Regions from separate parts of the Homo sapiens genome. Here region 1 is linked to region 2. A link is a loop called in an ENCODE intact Hi-C map of the cell type or tissue named here. Cell type or tissue: heart right ventricle. All regions are shown on one strand. Each heading gives the region's core, and the rest is flanking DNA. Links, peaks and the distances in the headings are about the cores only.

Evidence for each region. Peaks named below come from ENCODE experiments on the same cell type or tissue, not always from the same donor. Only the 100,000 strongest peaks of a DNase experiment are listed, where the experiment ranks them.
Region 1: it touches region 2 in a loop (8-fold over the local background); 18 of 110 quality-filtered maps call a loop at or near these places.

What each region holds. Positions count from the first base shown.
Region 1 is chr11:126,973,092-126,981,420 of GRCh38, reverse strand. All of the region lies in intron 1 of KIRREL3 (kirre like nephrin family adhesion molecule 3), which reads left to right. Among named protein-coding and RNA genes, the nearest start is that of MIR3167, 11 kb to the left of the region's middle. In heart right ventricle, for the core only: no CTCF peak of the experiment used is centred there; no DNase peak of the experiment used is centred there; H3K27me3 peaks cover 4,442 bases.
Region 2 is chr11:126,442,590-126,450,918 of GRCh38, reverse strand. KIRREL3 (kirre like nephrin family adhesion molecule 3) reads left to right here. Exons shown (of 17, transcript NM_032531.4): 8 at 1,762-1,910; 9 at 4,033-4,160; 10 at 5,814-5,940. Among named protein-coding and RNA genes, the nearest start is that of ST3GAL4, 91 kb to the right of the region's middle. RefSeq lists enhancers at 3,476-4,044, 5,158-5,711, 5,712-6,265, 7,688-8,329. In heart right ventricle, for the core only: no CTCF peak of the experiment used is centred there; no DNase peak of the experiment used is centred there.

The DNA of each region.
Region 1 (8,329 bases), core at 25-8,024, 530 kb before region 2:
TTCCTCCAGAATAATGGCGATTAGGCAATATGCTGTCAGTGGGCCCAATGGCCATCAGCCTCCTTCTTCAGGGTCTCATAAGAAATCACTTGATACTGGTCACTGCAGCCATCAGCAGTAACATCTGTAGCCTGCCTAGGTCCCAGGCTGAACACTAAGAACAAATAAAATAGAATAGCTTGCAAAAATAAGAAGGTCTTGCTGTGGTCCAACGGGCCATGCTTTCCTTCTTTTGTCTAAAAATCCAGGTGACAGTTTGTCCAGAGAGGTACGTTTGTGGTATTAGGCTTCAAATATCTAGAACTCAGCATCAAGGCTTTCAGGCCAATCATGTAAGAATAGTACTTTGTAGCAATTTAAATTGAATAATGATAGTCCACGGTACAGAGATCTAAGTATACCATCTCTCATTGCTAAGTACTGAGGATGAAAATTTCTAAGTGATCTCAAAATTATTTTATTGTGTCCTAACTGAATCTTGGTTCTTTCCACGTTCACACTCCTAGCACCCATTCTGGTGGCTAATTCTGAGAGTAACAATGAAAATATATTTGTGAGTTGTTGATTTTCCTGATCGGTGATGCTCTCACATGTAGCCCAGTATCACTTTTAAAACAACATTCTAAAAACTAAACTCATTATTTTCTCCCCAATTGGGGTCCTAATCTCCGTAAAGAGCATCCTATATTCCCAGCACTTAGTGTGGATGCCAAGTCACCAGCCTCTTTCTCATCTCCCATAACCAATTAGTTCTCTTGTCATGACACGTTTTAATCTCTATTGCCTTTCACATGGATCTATACTGCCTTTCCATTTTTCCTTCCATTGCCCTACTCATGTTCTCCAAAACTATTATAGCACCCTATCAAGTTCCTCGATTTTTTTTCTCACAGTCACCCTTCACCATTGTCATTCATTACCACTTGTATCTTCATAGGGTACACAATTTACTCCTCCCCTTCTCAGCAAGCCCACTGGCTACCCTTTGCCTGTAAAACAAAGCCCCAATACCTTCACTTGGTATCTGACACCTCCATCCTTACCCAGCTTTGAAGGTCCCCTACAATCTGTAGATACTTGCATTTGTTCTATCAATTCATTCTGTCTGGCACCATCTCTCTTTCCAGCATCTTCCTCTCCATCCCTCCTTGCTCTTCAAGCTTCCACCAGAAAAAGAATATTTGATTTTCCCTGGATATGCCATGCCTTTGTATCCTTGCTTATGCTGTTCCCTTAGCTTAAAATATCCTTTTCCTCATCATTTACTGAAATACGCTTCATATTTCAAGGCTTGGCTCAAAGGTTACCTCTCTGTGTAGTGATTTCCTGTTTCCCACTCACAGTCACTCTGCCCTTTCTTCTCTGCCGACATAATGTGTATATTCTATCCTTTCATGTGTTCAGTTCTGTCCAGCTTGTTCTTGACTTGATATTTTCCCAACTCAATGGTAAGTCCTATAAGGAGAGAAACTCTAATGTTTTAAAATTTTTCATATCATCTCTGACAGTGCTCAACAAATGTTTAATGAGTGAGCAAATGAATGAATGGGAAAGATACCATATTATGTTCTAAGTAGCATCCTTCTGGTCCAGCCCTTGCACCCTCTAAGAGCACCTGGTTTTCTTGAAAAGATGCTGACGTTTCTTAAGCATCTGCTACAAAGGCCAGGTCCTCTCCTATGATTTCATTTAAGTTTTCACAGAAACACTATGAAGGAAACACCCTTATTTCTATTTTGCTGACGAGGAAACTGAGTCTTAGTGAGGTTAAGACATTTTCCCCAGGTCATCTCTCTAGTGGATAATAGAGCCAAAACGAAAGCTCAAGCCTCTATCTCCGCCTCTGGTGTCCTTCACTCCCCAAGAGCCACCTCTCTGCGTCAGCCAAAGAACAACCAGACTCTCACCTTCCCCAGACTTCGAGTCAGGCTTCAGTGCTCTGGGAGAATGAATTTCCCGCAAATCAATCCTGGATGCAGTTATTATTTTATAGGGATGTTGTAAGTTGATAAGGTAGCTGTTATATGTTAATAGCTATTGTAATGTTGTTCTTAAGGCCTATTACTTGTGCTAGTTTGTATTTTAATGTATGCAAAGGTGATTACAACTTTAATATGAATGTTAAACCGATTAGCTGATTTATATGTAAAATAAATAAATAAAATGAAACTCATACTCTCATTTCTATTCATTTCTCTCTCCCTTTCTCTCTTTCCCCTCTGCCCAAAGGCAGATGTGGTCTGTGGAGCATTGACAATGGAACAAAAAGAGAGTGTTTGCTGAGTGATAAATAATGGTTATAGACGGGTCTTTTGTTCCGGGTGAATTCGGACTCTATGTCCTTAATAGCTGTTTGTCTGAGAGTTTGCGCTTTTCACTGTGTTTGGGAGTTCAGTTTTGTTGGAGAGTTGTACATTTGCCATTCTCCCCCTTGAAATTATGTTTCCCATTTCTGGCAACCCTTGTTGTTTTCTCAGTACACACTGGGAAACCTGCCAAACTTTCAGAAAGGCAGGTGTACCTCAATGTATTCAGGGACACAGGGCATAACAGGGAAGCCAGGTAAGAGAATAAGCATCCCGGGTGCAGAGAGGTAGGGACCCAGGGGACATCCACATATGGTAGCTCCTGTGGGAGCAGACACTAGGGTTGCCTAGCCCACCTTGGGGGAACAGAGCTCAGAGAAACTCCCACCATGAAGCAAAGCTCCAGGGCAGAGTGGACATTAGCTAAGAAAATGGGCAGAGAGCGGGATGAGGAGAAGAGGGAGTAGCAGGTGCTAAAGCCTGGGAAGCATGGGAGAACGTAGACCACTCAGGGACCCACACGGAGCTGGGCGTGGCCAGAACCAAGGAGCATCAGTGGCTGAATGCACTGGGCATAGACCTGGAAGCCAAAAAGCTTTCTGGCCAGGGCACGTAAACACAAGAATATATTGGATGATAGAGGGAGCAACCTGTTTGAGGTTACCAGGGGACTTTCCTTTAGGACATAATTGCTGCCAGGGGTTGGGTTAACAAAGAAAAGAATGCAGGTTCATTCCAGAGGTTCCACACATAAGAATGGAGGAAACCTAATTGGCTAAAGTTTGAAGGGAAGGTGAAGAACACGCCCACCACAGGGGAGGACAGATCTGACACAGGAAGAATGTTGGTAGAGGAAGTGGAGCAGGGTCACCTTTCAAAGAAAATGTTGGAGAAGAGGAAGGGCAGAAGCAACCCTGAAAGAATCGCATAATTGATTACCTGCATGCCCTGCATCATCATAAATTTAAGTAGCAGAAAAATCCAACGCCACAATGTGCTGACCATTATCCCTGGGGCTTGTGGCCACAGGCTTGGAAGGAGGCACTTTTGGTGGGCTGCCGTGCTGGAGAAGGAGGCTGTCAGTAGACTGGCAGCAGAGTCGTACTACAGAAATCCACTCAATGGAGAGTGGGACATGTCGTGCCCAGAAACTGAGTGAGGACACCAAGAAAAAGGAGACAGGGATGCCTCTGACTGTGTGGTACACAGGAAATTGATGCTCTTTCCTGATCCAAAATATCAACCATACATCAGGCACAGGAGCCAGTTCCAGCCAGGGTTGACAACTTCAGCTCTCCAGACACTGGTTGGAAGGCTGGTCCTGCTGAAACAGTGTTCTTGACATACTTTTTAATTGCCTTACAAGCAGCTTGATCATTCAGAAGGTTGGGGAAAAATCAATAAGGGACTCTGTCACTCTGGGCTCAAGTCTAACTCATTTTCACTTTTTCAACAAATATTTATCGAACACCCACTATGTGCCAGGCATTGTGCCAACAAGGTATAAACCTGATGAAATAGACAGGTGCATAGTAGGCATTCAATAAATGCTTGTTGAAAGAATACAGGAATGATTGAATTAATATAATGGGAATCTCGAAAGAAAGTGGATGCTAATCTTAGGAATTCATAATAAAAACAGGACACTGGGCATGGCCAGACCCTGATCCTGGAGGATCAGGAGCATCGCCAGAGGCAGTAGAAAATAAACAATATGAAAAGCTGGGTGATGAAAAAGAAAGGTGGCTCAAGAAAGATGGCAGCTTCAGTGTTTTGACAGCACCAAACGAATGATCCTGATGAAGAAGGAAAGGGCGGCAGCATCCGAAGAAACCAACCTGACTGCGCAGACACTCTCCAAGGAGCTCAGTTTTGAAAAAAAGGTACAAAAGATGGCAGGCGGGGCACCTGGCAGAAGAAGAGGACAAAAGAGGTGCAGGAGCCTGTAACAAAGGTGCCAAGTGACACTAAGACCCAGAAGGAGCTGAAGCCTGCAGAAAAAGAAAAAAGGAAAAGAGAGATTTTTTTAGGTTTCAAGAAGGAAGAAGAATAAAAAGGGCAGTCCTCCTTGGGAAATGCAGCATGATGTTTATCAGTTACAGAGAACTTCTTCTTAACTCTCTTGGTACTCTCTTTCCTATCGTGCTGTTCATAGTTGAGGGACGATCAGCTGAATTGAGAAGGAATTAAAACTTGAGATAGGGGATGTGACAGGAAGAGATCATACAAGTTGGTGGTTTAGAGTCACCCAGATCAAGGATTAAGTGCCTAGCTCCACCGTGAAGTAATAACCTTATGCCAGTAGTAACCTCCCCTCTCCTTTACCCTTCTATGATGTAGACATATCAAGAGTATGTATGCCATAGATTTGTTAAGTAGATTAAATGATACGCTGCAAGTACAGCATATTATCTGACACATAGAAAAATTCAATAAATATTAACTATCACTATAATAATGATGATGCTTATGGTATGTTTAAAACAAATCTGATTACTAGATTCAACAAAATTAACTTCCCAGAACACTGAAACCGTTTGAAAATATGATCCTGGTACCATTCTGGGTGAATAATAGTCAAGAAATACTGCAAAATAGGAGAGTCTGGAAAAATGTCACACTTTTTAAAAAAGTAAAATTGTAGATGACAGTAGATTCAGAAACAGTGGACAGGTAAACATATAAATCTCCAGAAAAAAATCTGCAGGAGATTAATGTAACGGTTCATAAACACTCAGAAAATAATCTGTGGTCCCTGGAAGCAACCTTTGGCTTGCTAAAAGCAAGTGATGCTAACATCTCATTTAAGAAAAATAATATGTCATTATAATTTCATAATCTGTCTCTCCTTTGTGATGTTGTGTTATTCACAAATTTGATAAACAAATTTTCCTCTGTCAGGTATATTGCAGGGTCTTAATTGGAGGAGTGTTATCTTATTGAAATCTCAATATGAGCTAACAATGTGGCATGGTGACAAATAATGTGCTTCTCAGCATCCTCTGTAGAAAGCGATGTGTTCATCTGGAAGATGCTAACACCCCCATGGCACCCTCTGCTGATGTGACCCACATCTGGAATGGGTATGCTCTGTCCTGAGAGCCACACCTTAGCCATTTACAAACTGGGGCATATACTGAAAGCTTGGATATGGGGACGGAGGGAAGGAAGGAAGGGAGGGAGGGAGGGAGGGAGGAAGGGAGGGAGGAAGGGAGGGAGGGAGGGAGGGAAAAGAAAAACCTGGGAATTATGTAATATGAGGAAGGTGGGAGGAACTTAGCGAACTTAGCATTATTAAGGCAGAAAAGCAAGACTTAGGAGTTCTTCAGGCTTATTGTGCATGAGAATCAACTGGGGTGCTTTTTTAAACTTGAAGATTCTAGCTGCTCCAGTCCCTAGATTTGTAGAGAGTCTGATTAATTAGTTCCAGGAGGGCCCAGAAAATTGCAATTGAACTACCATCCCAGGTGACTGTCATTCTTAAAGAAAACTGGCTTAGAAGAGAACACTATAACTGTCCTCAGTTATATAACAAGCCTCTTTTATGTGGAGAGAGCAGAATTCTAATCAACAAATCTTCCACTGGACTAGCAGCTACTGGAGGGTAGGAATACTGGTAGTCCCACTTCTGTACCCCTGGTTGTGAATATGGTTCTGGCACACAGTAGGTGGTCAGCAAATACTTATTTAAGGAAATTTCAGGGGGGTAGGAGAAAGAACCTTGCAAGAATGAAAGCTTTGTGAACATGAAGTAAGTGGGCCTTGTGGGCAGTCAACCCTCTATTCACAGCTGTCTTGACATGGAGGATGGATAATAGTGCATCAGAGATGACATAAAGGGGTTTGCTGAATTGGAAGAAAGCCTCAACTAAGGTGACCTCCAGGATTTTCACATTCTTACCACTCAGTTGAAGAAGTACAATACAGTTAGGTGCCACATAGCTGTTGGTCAAGGACCGACTGCATATATGACGGTGGTCTTATAAGATAATAATAGTGTTTTGAGGCCAGGCGCAGTGGCTCACACCTGTAATCCCAGCACTTCGGAGACAGAGGCAGGCAGATTGCTTGAGCTCCAGAGTTCGAGACCAGCCTAGGCAACATGGTGAAACCCCACCTCTACAAAAAATACAAAAATTAGCCACTGCACTCCAGCCTGGGTGACAGAGCAAGACTCCATCATAAATAAATACATACATAAATAAATAAGTCACATTAAGCCTTTAAAAATATATACAAAAATTAGCCAGGCATGGTGGTGCACACCTGTAGTCCCAGCTACTCAGGAGGCTGAGGTGGGAGGAAGACTTGAGCCCGGGAAGCAGAAGTTGTGGTGAACTGAGAACGTGCCACTGCACTCCAGCTTGGGTGATAGAGCCAAACCTTGTAGACTGGAGCAACAGGCTATACATGTAACCTAGGTGTGTAACAGGCTATACCATGTAGCCTAGGTGTGTAACAGGCTATACCATGTAGCCTAGGTGTGTAACGGGCTATACCATGTAGCCTAGGTGTGTAACGGGCTATACCATGTAGCCTAGGTGTGTAACGGGCTATACCATGTAGCCTAGGTGTGTAATGGGCTATACCATGTAGCCTAGGTGTGTAACGGGCTATATCATGTAGCCTAGGTGTGTAACGGGCTATACCATGTAGCCTAGGTGTGTAACGGGCTATACCATGTAGCCTAGGTGTGTAATAGGCTACACCATCTAAGTTGGTGTAAGTGTACTCTATGATGCTTACACAAAGACAAAGTCCCCTAACAATGCATTTCTCAGAACGTATCTCCGTTAAGTGATGCATGACTGTTATTGAAAACATTATTTGACTACAGCACAGAAATAATGAAGTCAGAGAGGTCTAGATAGGAAAGGAAAGATGGTGATGAGCTCTATAGAAAAGAGGAGTAAACATTTGAAACAAAGAGATGGACAAGTCTGTGGAAGCATGTTGCATAAAGTGCTTTAAATGTTTTACTTGTGGAGATGGCATTTGCAATATTTTGCATCTTATGTAACTGAATTCAACCCCTAACGTGCAATGAGTACCTCCTATGCACAGAAAGCAGAGCTAGATGTGGCACCTGCCCTCAGGGAGCACACAGGACAACTAAAGAAAACATGAGCCCTAGTCTTGCCCTTGGAACATGAATCTCACTCTTCTGGTAGGGAGAGAAAATGCAAGTACCACAAGGGAAGGAAAGGACATTATCTGTCACATAAATTGCTATATTCCCAGGATTTCAATAGTACCTGGCACAGTGGGAGCAACAATAAATATTTGATGAATGGATGAATGAATGCAACTAACATTTATTGAGTCCCTCCTTGCCAAGCAGTGTAGTGCATACTTTGTGTATATCATTACTCTTAATTCTTCCAAACTCTGTAAAAAGTATTATTATTCTTGTTTTACAGATGCTGAAATAAAAATGCTATTGAGTTGCTTGCCCAAGATCACAAACTTGTAAATAACAAAACTGAAGTTCTGAAGTTGAGTTTTCTGTCTCCTAAATTCACGCCATTTCTGCTAGTTCTGTTTACAGACAAGTGACTTGAGATTCAGAGAGGTGAAGTGACTTTCTTAGGGTCACCATGATAGTCTGTAACAGAAATGGATCTAGACCTAAGCTCTGAACAATGATTTCAGCAGCAGCCAGAACTCTTCATCACTTCCAAGTAGTTGACCTTATCCCCTCATGACTTGATTCCCCTGACCCCTGCAGTCCCTTGGCCTTCACACAGAGAAGGAATGCATGCCTTAGGCAGCTCTCTATGCAACTGAATGGTGGCCCCTGAGGCTAAGTCTACATTGGTTGGGTCAGCTTGAACTTGGCAATATGGGACTGTAATCTTGGTGATATAGAAGCCCTAAGAAGACTCCCTCAGCATAAAAATGAGTGGAATTGTATGCCAGGGCCATTCAGCCTGTTATTCAGAAACCCGTGACTAACATGCTCATGCAGATTGGCCTCGGGACTCAATTTCTGTCTTTTTTTTTTTTTTTTTTTTCCTCAAAAC
Region 2 (8,329 bases), core at 18-8,017:
GTGGACACACACGCACATGCACACACGCACATGCACACATGCACACATGCACACACACGTGCACATGCTCACACATCTATACACGCATACACACATATGCCCACACTTTCACATGCAGACACACACATGCACAGATGCACACCCTCACACATGCACACAGTCATACATGCCCACACTCACACATGCCCACATTCACACATGCACAAACTCGCACATGCACGCACCACACACGCACCATGCACATGGACACACACACACTCATGCACACACACGTGCACATGCTCCCACATGCACATGCTCGCACACGCCGATGGACACACACATGCACACATGCACATGCACACATGCACACGCACATGCACACATGCACATTGACACACATGCACACATACGCAGATGCACACACACACATGCACACATGCACACACTCACACCCACACACATGCACACATTCACACACTCACAGATGCGCACATACACATGGACACATACATGCCCACTCACACATGCACACACTCACACATACCCACACTCACACATGCACACTCACACATGCACACATGCACATGGACACACATGCCCACGCTCACACATGCACACGTGCACATGGGCACACTCACACATGCACACACGCACATGCTCACACATGCACACACAGGCACACTCACACATGCATATTCATATGCACACGTGCACACATACATGCACACATTCACATGAACACACATGCACACACATACATGTGTATACACATACACCCACATACATGTGTATACACATACACCCCTGTGAGGCTCCGTTGCTTTCTGCACACAGCAGGCTGCTGGGTCACTGGTCCAACACAGGGGTCACTGCCCCAGAGCCAGATCCAAAGCAAGCCAGAGGCCTCCTGTCCTCCCCTATTGTGTGGTACCGATTGGCCGACAAAAGAGACTTCCGACTCACATCCCCTCACCAAGCCAGTGCTGATGGAGCCATTGCTTCAGAGGAGCAAAGCCAGGCTGCAAGGGCAGAGGCCAGGCAGGAAGAAGAGCAAGTGCCATCCAGGGAAACTAGGAGGACTTTCTGGGGCGAGGAGACACCATGCAGAACCCCATGGAAGCAGGAGGCAGAACAGGACAGGAGAGCTGAGAGCTTGTCAAGAGGAAAGAGAGGGGCAGCCAGGGCTACTCGCTCACGCCACTCCTCCTGATGGGTATTAGTATTCCACTGTTTGGACGGGAGATGGAGCCCCTACAGCATACCTCTCCTACAGCTTCTCGCCTTGTCAGTGTGTGTGTGTGTGCTCGTGCACACGTATGAGCATGCATGTATGGGCATGCTCCGTTTGACCCTGGCCTCTGAGGTCATGGACTTGGCCTCCTTCTTTTCCAAAGGGGCCCATGATCCAGCTCAGAGCAGGACAGCGAGCTGTCTGCCCACTGACAGTTGGATTTTCCATCGTCTAGCCAGCAGATGGGCTGACCAGCCGAGTAATCAACTCACCCCCTCCAGAATAACCCACTTGTTGAGTGCCACTGACTGCCTGGTGACCACAAACCAAAGCCCACTGCCTTCACAACCACCTGGGTGGGAGCAAAACCAACTCTTTCTGAGCCCTTGAAGTAGCCCCTCTGTGAAGATTCCCCTTGACGGACCCCAGAGGACTCCCCACTTGCCACACAACCCAGGCCTCATTTTTCCATGGGATGGATGTGTCCAGCTCCCGGAGGGTTGGCCTTGCCACTCAAGGCCCACATCAGCCCCTGGCCTTTGTTGCAGGTGGGCCAAGCGGGGCCAGATCATCAAGGAGGCATCTGGAGAGGTGTACAGGACCACAGTGGACTACACGTACTTCTCAGAGCCCGTCTCCTGTGAGGTGACCAACGCCCTGGGCAGCACCAACCTCAGCCGCACGGTTGACGTCTACTGTGAGTGCAGTGGTGCAGGCTTCCCCAGGCGAGCAGGCATCCACTGGTTTCTGCTTAGAGCTGGAGAAACCAGGGCTAGATTCATTGCACACAACACAAGCTTCATGCGTCATGAGCGTAGGATGGTTTGCACTCGACGAAAGCTGGTTTGTGCATTGTTTCATGTTTATTTCAATCCCTATCATGACCCCATGAGTCAGGGTCTTGGCTGGGGCTGCTATGACACGTTACCATAGACTCGGTGGCTTAAATGGCTGAAATCAGGGTGCCATCGTGGTGGGTTTTGGTGGGGACTCTCTTCCTGGCTTGCAGGCAGCTGCCTTCTTGCTGTGGCATCCCATGGCAGAGAGAAAGAGAGAAGCAAGCTCTTGGGGCCTTTATTCCAAGGGCACTAATCTCATCACGAGGGCTCCACTCTCATGATCTAACCCCTGCCCCTGCAAAGCTCCTCCTCCTACTACCATCCCACAGGGGTGAGGATTTCAATTTACGAATTGCAGGGTTGACGGGGGACACAAGCACGCAGGCCATCATGGGTAGATATTTATTCTCATCATCTGAATGAGGAGATGGAGGTCTGAGGTCACACAGTAGGTGGCCAAATGAGAACTGAACCCAGGCAATGACCAAATCCATTGCCCATTCACACATTCTGCTGCCTTCCACTGAGGGGACTCACGGACGTACCTTCTTTTTCTTTTTATTTCTTTTTTTTTTTTTTTTTTTTTTGAGACAGTCTCACTCTGCCACCAGGCTGGAATGCAGTGGCAAGATCTCTGCTCACTGCAACCTCCAACTCCCTGGTTCAAGAGATTCTCCTGCCTCAGCCTCCCGAGTAGCTGGGACTACAGGCACTTGCCACCATACCCAGATAATTTTTGTATTTTTAGTAGAGACAGTTTCACCATGTTGGCCAGGATGGTCTCAATCTCCTGACCTCGTGATCTACCCACCTCTGCCTCCCAAAGTGCTGGGATTACAGGCATGAGCCACCGCACCTGCCCATCCCCTCTTATTCACTGGAGGTCCAGCAGGGACCCGCAGCAAGGCAGCGCACTGCCATGGACTAGCTGGCTGGATGTGTTCAAAACAAGCATCCTTAGCTCATGCACCGCCCCTTACAGTTTTAAACTTGCTTTTACAAACTTGAAAAAATCTGGCCCTCCCCCTTGCCCTTGAAGCCTCCGAAGAAAGTGCTGTTACTCCCTTTTTACATCAGGGGACTAATCGCAGTCTCCTGGCACCAGGCTTCAGGCTCTGTCTGCTCCCTGGAAGGAGCACTCTGAGGCCTGCCTGGCCACGGTCGGACCCTGAGCCTGGAATCCCCACACGGCCCCCACTGTGTAGACCAAGCTTGGTCTACAGAAGGCTCCAGACATGCTAGGGAAGGTGGAGAGGAGCCTGCATTCAGCTCTTTAATGCTTAGGAGAGGGGTCGGAAGTGGAACCCAGGGCTGCTCCACTGCAATGGGCGTGACACAGAGGCTGGAACGGCTGTAATAGGAGGGTGGCCTGAGAGCACCGGGTGGGAAACCCTGGGGGAGGAGGCGTGGGTCACGAGAGCCCTGCCTCCATCACCCTGCATCTCAGAGCCCCCATCCCACCCCAGAGGTGCACCAGTCACTCGATTCCAGGTCATGAAGGCTGAGGCTGGAGGAGATGGCAGCTAGCTTGAAGGCAGAGGCATGAAGATCCCAAGAGCCCAGATTTCCAGGGCAGGAGGAGGGCCCCTGCCCGCCACTGGGATGGAGGGGCTTCCGCAGCTTTCTAGCACCGGGCGTGATCCAGACAGAGGGAAGGGGATGAGAGCCGTGGGGGTAAATCCAGGCAGAACCTGGTCCCCAGCACCTTCTTCCCAGGCCCCACGCTGCCGACCACCTCCATGGGCCCAAGAGAGGCGAAGCCTCAGGGAGAGTGGTCTCCTCCTTGCTTCCTGAGTCCCACTCCCAGATCCCAGACCCCGCCCGGACATAAGACTTAAAATGGAAGCGACTGAGGTGGCACAAGTACCCCACTGCCTGCCTCCCCCCAGTCAAGGTCTAGGGGGAAAAGGAGGCAGCAGCAAGGAGGATCCCAGAGCTCCCCACCCACCTGAACCTGTCTTCTTCTTCCTCACATCGCAGTTGGGCCCCGGATGACCACAGAACCCCAATCCTTGCTCGTGGATCTGGGCTCTGATGCCATCTTCAGCTGCGCCTGGACCGGCAACCCATCCCTGACCATCGTCTGGATGAAGCGGGGCTCCGGAGTGGTGAGGCTGCAGCTCAGACCTCGGGGCACCTCTGGCAGGGGGCGGGGACAGTGGAGCAAGAAGGAACTGCTGCCCAGGCCCCTCTCACTATTAGACTGGGGGAGTCAGCCTCCAGTGTAAGCCACAGGGAGAAAGATCCCAGAAAGAGGAGGGGGAACCCAGGCACCCCCATGTGCCTGTCCCACCCTGAGCACATTCAGCCATTGCACTCTTGCCCTGTCCTAAACCTTACAAGAAAAGTAGGTGGTCACCAATGTGCTGGGAGGGAAGGCACTAGAAAGGCTTTTCAAGTGGGCACAGTGGCACACACCTGTAGTCCCAGCTACTCAGGAGGCTGAGGTGGAAGGATCACATGAGCTCAAGAGTTTAAGTCCAGCCTGGGCAACGTAGCAAGACCTTGGGGAAAAAAAAGAAGAAGAAAGGAAAGAAAGAAAGGAAGAAAGGAAGAGAGAGAGAGAAAGAAAGAAAGAAAGGAGAAAGAAAAGAAAGAGAGAGAAAGAAAAGAAAGAGAAAGAAAGAGCCTTTTAAACTTCCCCCAAATAAAGCCACCGTTAGCCTTGGACTTGGGCTTCACTTTCCTGTGTTCCATTTTTTTTTTTTTTTTTTTTTTGAGATGGAGTTTTGCGCTTGTTGCCCAGGCTGGAGTGCAGCGGCGTGATCTTGGCTTACCACAAACTCCGCCTCCCGGGTTCAAGTAATTCTCCTGCCTCAGCCTCCTGAGTAGCTGGGACTATGGGTATGGGCCACCACGCCCAGCTAATTTTGTATTTTTAGTAGAGACAGGGTTTCTCCATGTTGGTCACACTAGTCTCAAACTCCCAACCTCAGGTGATCCGCCCACCTCGGCCTCCCAAAGTGCTGGGATTACAGGCGTGAGCCACCGTGTCCAGCCCTTGTGTTCCTCTTTTAAGACGTATATATTCTTCAGTGCATAAGAGATTGTCAGATGTCCTCACATAGGAAGGAACAGGGAGAGCTCCAGGTAGGGAAGCAGGGGGACCAGAAGGAAACCGACCTTTGTGTGGCCTGTTATGTAGCAGACGCTGCATTATCCTAGCAGCCTCCATACATAGAAAGGGAGCGTCTGAGAAGATAAGTAACTGACCAAAGAGACACAGGTGTTCACTGCTGGAGCCGGGATTCGAACGCAGACCAAGCTCATGCCAGAGCCTGTTTTCATCACTCCAAGCTATATCCCAAAGGGATCCTGAAAATGACTCTGAAAACAGGTCCAGGAGCCCCCAGAGAAGTTCAGCTGTAGGATCATGTCACCCATGGCTAGCCTGGGAGAGGAGAAGCCACCGCAGGTACAGGGAGGTTCCTGTAGGAGGAAACCTGGAAGTCCCCAGGCAGGCATCCCCCTCCTCCGGCACATGTGCCCCCACATGCCCCCAGCCCACAGGGCTGCGCCTGGGATGTAACATCCTCAGTCACACGGGGTGGCCTCTCTGCTGGTACAGTCTCCTCTGTACAGCCCACAGGCATTGTCTGGGCCAGGAAACTTTTGGCCTCTTTCCTCCCCACCTTGCTTCCTACTGAGATGCCGGAGACTGCCTCAGTTACCCCAGGCCAGCCTCTCAGCTGCCTTGTTCCCAGAGACAAGAGTGCACCCCTCCGCCTGCTCTTGGCATCTGAGCCTGCCAATTCTCCTAGGTCCTGAGCAATGAGAAGACCCTGACCCTCAAATCCGTGCGCCAGGAGGACGCGGGCAAGTACGTGTGCCGGGCTGTGGTGCCCCGTGTGGGAGCCGGGGAGAGAGAGGTGACCCTGACCGTCAATGGTAAGACCCTCGCTGGGGTGAGCCAGGCCTGAGGGAGGGAAGAAGGACCTCAGGCATCTTGGCACCAGGCATAGCCCCAAAGGAGCTGTCGCTGGCTCTGGGCCTTGCTGTCACCTCCAACTATGGGTAGACAACAATTAGGTCCACCTCCTGGATTCCCCGTCAGACCCAGGCTGAGGGAGGAAGGGCCTGGGTAGTTTTCTAGTCACCTCTCTTTTTGTTTGTTAGCTTTGAAGGGGTCTCAGCCCTGAGAGTGGTGGGTGATGAATTTTATCCTGGCCAGGAAAAAAAGCATCAGAGGTCACTAGGTGGCCAACGTGTCCACCCTTTCATCCACTCACCATGGCCTTGGCCCGTGAGAATTTTTTGTTGGTTTTTTGCTTTTTGAGATGGAGTCTCGCTCTGTTGTCCAGACTGGAATGCAGTGGCACGATCTCAGCTCACTGCAACCTCACCTTCCTGAGTAGCTGGGACTACAGGCACGTGCCACTACGCCCAGCTAATTTTTGTATTTTTAGTAGAGACAGGGTTTCACCATTGTTGGTCTCCAACTCCTAACCTCAAGTGAGCCACCTGCCTCGGCCTCCCAAAGTGCTGGGATTATAGGCGTGAGCCACCTCTCCTGGCCCCATGAGAATTTAAGAGAGCATCTCTGCAGCTCCTGATCAGCCTCTTCCCAATGCGTGTGAGTCACCCAGCCAGGGAGCCCTGTCACCGTCTCCACGAGGCCACGTGTTCAGGGGCCCCCTTGAGGGCAGGGGGCATGTCTTATTATATATAATAAAAATAATTGCAGCAGGGGAGTATTTTCACGGTGGGAGTTAGTAGATGAATGACTGTTACATGAAATATGTAGGGACAAGGGCATCACACCAGGCCTGAATGATGGGGTGTAGACAGTCATGGAGAAGCTGAGACCTGGCTCAGGCCAGACCCAAGAAGGTTGTGGCACCAGGACGCAAATGCGGACGTCCCTGCCCTATCTGGTGCTTTGGCCACAGGCAAAAAGCAAAGCTGCCAGTTCGATTCCTCTGCCGTTTCCGAATGCTCCCCCCTCACCTCTGTCATGCCCACTGCCCTTTGGGAGGCCCCTGTTCCCACCATAGCCTGACTCAGATCAAAACCCCAAAGCTCTGGGACCCTGCAGGAACTGAACCACCAACATTTGCAGGACATCTGGGTCCTGGCCCCAGAGCAGGGCCCTCCTGAGGTCTCCAAATTAGCTCGTGGGCTTCAGCTTCCTCTCTACCCAGAAAGCCACCTGCTGATGGCCTCATCTATTCTCCCCTTCGCTAGAAAACCAAAACCAGCTTGGTGTCTCCTCAGCCATACCTCTCTACTGTCTCCATTCACCAGCTCCCCCCACACTGCCCCGCATTTCCATTCCTCTCCCCCCACCCCAGAGTCGTGGCAGCCCCCAAGGGAGGCTGAGTCTACCCAGACCCCAGCACGTTCACAGCCACCTGTCCTGGCAGAGCCCTGAGTCGGAGCCCTCCTGCCTTTCCTGAGTGTCCCCAGGATGCCACCAATAAATTGGCACTGCAGGGCTAAAAATAACAGCATCTGATCGCGCCTCCGTATATCCATGGCAACACAGGCTGCAGCCTTTTCCTTTCAGCGCAGGTGTCTGACACTCGGCTCAGAGCTCCAGGCCCCAGTGAAATCAGCGGCCCTCCACACAGCCCGCGCCAGCCAGGGCACTCGGAAGTCAGGCTGTCTGTGCCTGCAGCCGGCTCTGCTCTGCTGGCCCTATGACCAGCCAGCCCGGGACCCTCACACTCACTCATGCACTCCAGGGCCCCCAAGCCTGGAGCATCAAATGAGCATTGGCGTTTCTGGGGAAAAGCAGGTGGATAAAGGAGGAGCTGACATCTGCTGTCACTTTAGACGTTCAGACATTTCCAAGGGAGATTTAAAGAGATTTCTTGAGGAGAGAATGCCCCCTGGGGAACACAGGCCGGGAGGGACATTTCTCTTGGACGGGGAGGGCACTGAAACCCGGGCCCTGGCGCTGACCAAGGTTGAATCTGCACTCTCCAGGTCTCTTTCTCTCCCCTCCTCTGCCTCCACCCCTGCCAGCACAAGCTCCCCGAGGCTTCCAGGCAGAGAAAAGCTGGAGGGATTGGAGGGAAGCAAAGAAGCTGCTTGTTTATTTCTTGACTAGGGTGGCCTCACACACCTGGAGGCAGGTGGATGAGTTCAGTGGCCCCGGAGGGGAGCGCACCAGACCTGCCAGGGGGCGAACTGTCTGCCCCTGCTTCTGCAGAGCAGGCAGAGGGAGGGGGGACGCCCAGTGGATGGGACCTGGGCATGGGCTGGAGGGAGCTGGTGATATGAAAGCATTCAAATGAGATCAGGTTTTTATCGCGACAAATCCCAGCCTTGGACA